2 separate regions of the Homo sapiens genome follow, and region 2 is linked to region 1. The links are chromatin loops, found by intact Hi-C in ENCODE. Cell type or tissue: heart right ventricle. All regions are shown on one strand. Links, peaks and the distances in the headings refer to the core of each region. The heading gives the core; the rest is flanking DNA.

What was found. A loop is a pair of places that touch in the nucleus more often than their neighbours do. Peaks named below come from ENCODE experiments on the same cell type or tissue, not always from the same donor. Only the 100,000 strongest peaks of a DNase experiment are listed, where the experiment ranks them.
Region 2: a loop joins it to region 1, with 2.4 times the contacts of the local background. A loop is called at or near these places in 12 of 110 quality-filtered maps.

The regions. Positions count from the first base shown.
Region 1 is chr9:68,506,234-68,509,046 of GRCh38, reverse strand. All of the region lies in intron 10 of PGM5 (phosphoglucomutase 5), which reads right to left. Among named protein-coding and RNA genes, the nearest start is that of TMEM252, 33 kb to the left of the region's middle. In heart right ventricle, for the core only: a CTCF peak has its summit at 1,387 (motif pointing right); no DNase peak of the experiment used is centred there; H3K27ac peaks cover 1,496 bases.
Region 2 is chr9:68,411,647-68,414,459 of GRCh38, reverse strand. The region is part of intron 6 of PGM5 (phosphoglucomutase 5); the gene reads right to left. Among named protein-coding and RNA genes, the nearest start is that of PGM5-AS1, 55 kb to the right of the region's middle. In heart right ventricle, for the core only: no CTCF peak of the experiment used is centred there; a DNase peak (open chromatin) is centred at 1,393; H3K27ac peaks cover 744 bases.

The DNA.
Region 1 (2,813 bases), core at 225-2,724:
AAGCCCAGGAAAAGCTGCTTCCAGATGCTGGCTAATTGCACACACTAGTCCAGAGCTTCCTTCTGAAGGCCACAGGCAACCTCCAGGTTCACTGTCAGTCCCCATTTGTTAAGATACACTCTTGTTTATTATATAAGCAAAGCAAATTATTTACTGTACACCAAGGAAGGACACCACTTCAAAGAAAACCTGAATCACCACCAGTTCATGAGACCTGGGTAGCTTTCTCCTGAAAGGCACGGAAATGTGGTTGTGCTGTGCATCTGGGCTAGAACAAAAAGGCTGCTGGGAAAGGCAGATTGTGCTGGACACAGCTTGTCAAACCCATCCATCTGGCAAGAGAAGTGATGACCAGTGACCTCTGGACTTGTGTGACCGCTGCAAATTCATTCATGCTCCTTTTTCAGGCTGAGTAAACAAGATCCAGCAAGACTTGGTGATTTGTGGATATAAACATCACTGGGTTAACCAATAGCTGGTTAAGCATGTGCTTTAGACATGGTAAAACTGGCACCAAAACAAAAGATATTTTGGTAAGAAGTTGATATTTAATATTTTAGAAATTAGAATAGCATTATAAGGAAAAAAATCAAAACATTTTTAGGTTTCCTTATATTTATTTTTAAAGCTAATTTTGTTTTTTATTTTAAACAACATATAGGAAAGTAGAAAGGAGAAATATAATTTTTTTTAGGGTCCAGGCTTTCTAAACTGTAATCCAAGCTTGACCTAAAGCCAGGATCAAGGCATGCCTTTTGGCTCTTCAGTGGTCTGTTCTTAAGACCACTGGTTCTCGGGATAAGCTGGCAATGCCGGTATTCTTGCAAGATTTGGAATTAAGGGCCTCTTTTGTATATATTGCCACAAAGAGAGATTTGAGATGGGCTCTGTCTGTGGGATTAACATGAGTGGTTCACGGTGGCAGTCCATAGTTTCCCACAAGTCCTAGACCATGTGGAGTGTGGATACACAGGGCTTCACATACTCAGTACCTTGAAAGGAGATCTGATCACAATGTTTGGCCAAGAAAAAGGCTTATTGTCATCAAAACTGTAAAAAGCCCTGGTCTATGATAGACACTAGGCCCTGAGGGAATCTCCCAGATTCCCAACCAAGGGAGTTTTTCACATGCCATCAGATGACCAACCCTCCCAAGGAGTGTTCTCAGCTCCAGGGAAAACAATATGTAGTAACGGCAGAGTATGAGTCCAGATTTCAATATCTAAGGAAGAAAAAGAAGGACTGTTTGCCCTGGCGTTTTGTCTGCCTTTCCAGAAAGTACTCATCTAAGCAGAAATAGAAAAAAACCTATACATCTTTGCATCTTTCCAAGTTTAATTCCGCCCCAAGAGCCAGTTATGAAAACACAGCCATACTAAATTCCTTTCAACACCACTAGAGGGAAATCTAACCCACCTGACCAGAACTTGTTTCTTGTTTCTTAAAAAAAAAAAAAAAATTATAATTACAGAACTAAAATTTTAAGGCTGACACATACTTTGAGACATTATCCTGCTCAATACTTTCTACTCTTGCCCCTGTTTTAAAATTATTTGAATATATGTAGGCAAAGAGACTTAGAAAAGCACAAACTAGCCATCCTAATTGGGCAGGAGTCTTGACAGTTGAGAAATTGTTCTAACAGTCAACGTGAATCCCTTCCAGTTCAGCTTGAGTTTATTTCCTCAAATTACATATTCATTAGTTATGGAGAACAGCTGGTCATCTTTCCCGCCTCACATTATTCCTTAAATTCCTGAAGACCTCCAAGTCACGCCTCTCGTCTAAGTGGAATGAGCCAGCTCCTTAACTTGGTCATAGAGTTTAGAGCCCAACTCTTCACCAAGTGTTTCTCTTCTCAACTCTCTCTTCAACACTTTGCCCTCCCCCATAGTTCCAAAGTGCAGCAATACCGACCAAATTCTGAGGAGAAAAATAAAATGAGGTATTTCCTCATGTTTTCCCTCATATATATGGCTATTAATATATCCTTGCTCAGGTTTTCTTTTTAAATAACAACATCTTTTATTTATTTTTAAAATTGAATTTGTTTTCATTTTTAACTACATATGGGAAAGTAAGGAGAGGAAATATAATTTTTTTCAGGGTTTGGGGGGCTATAAACTGTAATCCAAACTTGACCCAAAACCAGGACCGAGGCACAACTTTTAGCTCTTTAAATCATATATACCTAGTATGATCCCCAAATCTTGCTCTCATACACACATGCATGTACACACATATACATATACAAAAATCTTTGTCTTGTCATGAAAGTGAATGGCTAAGTGAATGTGGATTTGCATCACTTCTGAACTCCATTCTGTTTCTCTTTCACATCATATGTATTATATCCATTTCTACTTTATTCTCCAAGTTTTTGACTACTCACTCTAGATCCCTTATGAACTAGAAAAGATATCCAATATGTATTTAGAACATTATTATTTTCATAATGTTTCTGAATCCTATTCATTGCTAATTCAAAATTAGTACAGAAAACTGGTTGTTTTTAAGACGCTATTCACTTTTACAACTGTTGTTAAAGGAAAAACCTTAAACAAATTAAACTTAAGAGTTTAACTGAGCAAAGGACGATTCTTGAATCAGGCAGCCTTCAGAACCAGATAGGTTCAGAGCAACTTGGAGCTGCCACGACGTCAGATAACATTTATGAACAGAAAAAGAAAAGTGAAGTACAGAAAGCAGAAGTGAGGTCCAGAGATAGCTGGATTGGTTACAGCTCAGTTTTTGCCTTATTTGAACATATTTTGAAAAAGTGGCTGCCTGTAATTGGCTGAAACTCAGCCACT
Region 2 (2,813 bases), core at 45-2,544, 94 kb after region 1:
GAAGCAGGAAGATGAAATGACAAAGTAGCCAATAGCATATCCTTTCATTGTCTTTTATTTGAACCCATTGCCAGAATCAAGAACAAAGAACCTGGAAGCTCCTGGATTTATCTCACCTGGTAGTCTGAGTGGACTCCAGTGATAGGGTGTCTTAGTCCATTTTGTGTGGCTATAAAGGAATACCTGAGGCTGGGTAATTTATTAAGAAAAGAGGTCTATTTAGCTCATGGTTCTGCGGGCTATACGGGAAGCCTGGTGCCAGCATCTGCTCAGCTTCTGGTGAGGCCCTCAGGCTGTGTCCACTCATGGTAGAAGGTGAAGGAGAGCTGGCATGTGCAGAGATCACATGGAGAGAGAGGAAGCAAGAAGGTGGGGAGATACCAGCTCTTTGTGACAACCAGCTCTCATGGGAACTGAGTAAGAACTCACCTCCAAGAGACACAATTAATTTATTCATGAGGGATCTGTCCTCATCTCATGATCCAAACACCTCCCATTAGGCCCCACCTTCAATACTGGGAATCATATTTCAACATGAGGTTTGGAGAGGACAAACACCCAAACCATAGCATATAGCCTTTGCAATTTCTTTTAATTGATTGATCTACCCTACACCAGAATGGGTGAAAAAGGACCTTATTTTTTCTGTATATGGCTGTGTTGTTTTGTTAAGAGATGAGTTCCTGCATCAGGACATCATGGGCACTAGCATTTCAAAAATAGTGGAGGCAATAACCTAAGCTCAGTGGCATGAATCCACACTTCACATTTTATTAGCAGTGTAATAATTTTCTAAAAGATTAGTATCACAGATGCACTGATATAAGAATGCTTTGAATTCTTTGAGTTCTCCAGAGGCATATTTTAAGTGTCAGATACAAACTTTACTTTTCCAAATAATGAAAACCAAGGCAGTTTTCCTGAAGGTAAGAGCATCTTTAATTAATTCTAGGTAAGTGATTCTGAAAGTTAGCCAGAAAAGGCAGGTATACCTTAGGGGTAGTGGATAATCTCCAAGGTTTGGTGAGTACTTGCGTGTGTGAGTCTGTGTGTTTGCATAGCTGTTTCTGAAAATATTTGGGAAACCCTTGGGGAGAATTTCCCTCCATTGAGAGTCACCATCACTGGGAGCCTTTCTTACCCAGGAGAGAGGATATGGAGGCAGAATTTAGGGTGAGAACTGTTACACTCGTAATTGAGGCCCTGAATGGAAATGTGCTGAGAAAGAAAAACATAAAGAGAAAGACATAGAAAGAAATGAAGATAGCCAGACAGGTATAGAAGGAACATGACTCCCTTTAAATAGAGAAACAGCCACATGATACTCTCAAGTAATGCTGCTTTGTTATGTCCATATTTTGACCCATTGTGGTACCTGTCCAAATAGCCCTGATTTCGGGCCAAGCCCTGCCTTGATAAATGGAACTCACACAGTAACAACAGGTTTCCTACCACATCAATCTTGTTGATGTTGGAGCAAATTAAAGCAGATGTTTCCTGTCAACTGTGAATCTCTTCCCAAAGAACACATCAGCATCCTCAACCTCTTCAAGCCACACAAAAGACCAAGGACCTCCATGCAACTGGATTTCTCCTTAACCGCACCATTCTATTTATTAGGTCCATTATCTCTAAACAATTAACATGCTCTGGAATACTGTGTTCCAGAATGTGTATATAAATGGAACATAGCACATGGCCCTATAAAAGAAAGAAACTGTTAAGAAAATGGTCCCTTTAGCCAATTAGAGGAAATATAATTTCTGACACAGGGCCGCTATGGCCAGCTGGATACTGATGCATAAAGATACCTAACCGTTTGTAGCAGAGCAGGAGGTGGGACCCAGAGTGTGAGCCCTGAGATGATCTAGAAATTCCTGTGCAGATGGATCCATCAACGAAGGGTGATTTCATCCATTAAGGAAAACCAAGCTGCTTGTGAAGAAAATTTGACAACTGTTCGACAGTGCTTTTCCCTCATTTAGGAAGTAGGGAACACTGAGTAAATGGGAATGTAGGAAATATTAGCATGTGATATTTATCAGAATAAGACCAGAAATGTCTTTGTAAACTTCATGACTCTCAGATACCATGAAGCATCATGTGTAAGGTTCACTTTCAGCTGCCAGTAATGTTATGTTTAGAGACAGCATTTTCTTCAATAAGCAATTCAGCAAAGTTGAAGATTTAAATAAAGGAAGAAAAATAATGCAGACTACATTATAAAGTAATAATAGCAGGTAATAGTCACTGAGTGCTTCTTCTATGCTAATTACTTTACATTTATTATCCCATTCAAGTTTGCATGACAATCAGACAAGAAGCAGATTAGAAAAGAGAAAGCATTCTGTAGCAAACCATTCATTGTGAGTAACAAAGTGCTATGTATGGTGTTAGAGAGCCTGGGCTTTGAATTTACAAAGACCTGCTGAAGTCCAGCAAACACCACTACTAGCTGTAATGTAGGGAAGCTACCTTTTCTGCTCACCACATTGATCAACTACTATAGTCAAAGCACTACACTCAGACTAAAAAATAAAAACAAAGAAGTTGTGGTCCCTGTTCTCAGGGAGCTCATTTAAGTGCTCCCCATGAGCAACATTCATAATCTAAGAGAAGAAAGCTTTATTACAGCCACAAGTTCCGATTCCCCAGGCCAATATAAGTGGTTTCCTCTAAGCATCCTCATTGCCTCTATTGTGGCATTCCATGCATTGTTTTGTAAATGTTGCTGAGGATATCTGACTCTGTCACTAAATCATAAAATGTTTTTTGACAGTAAGCATGAATTTCATTATTCGTACACTATCTGA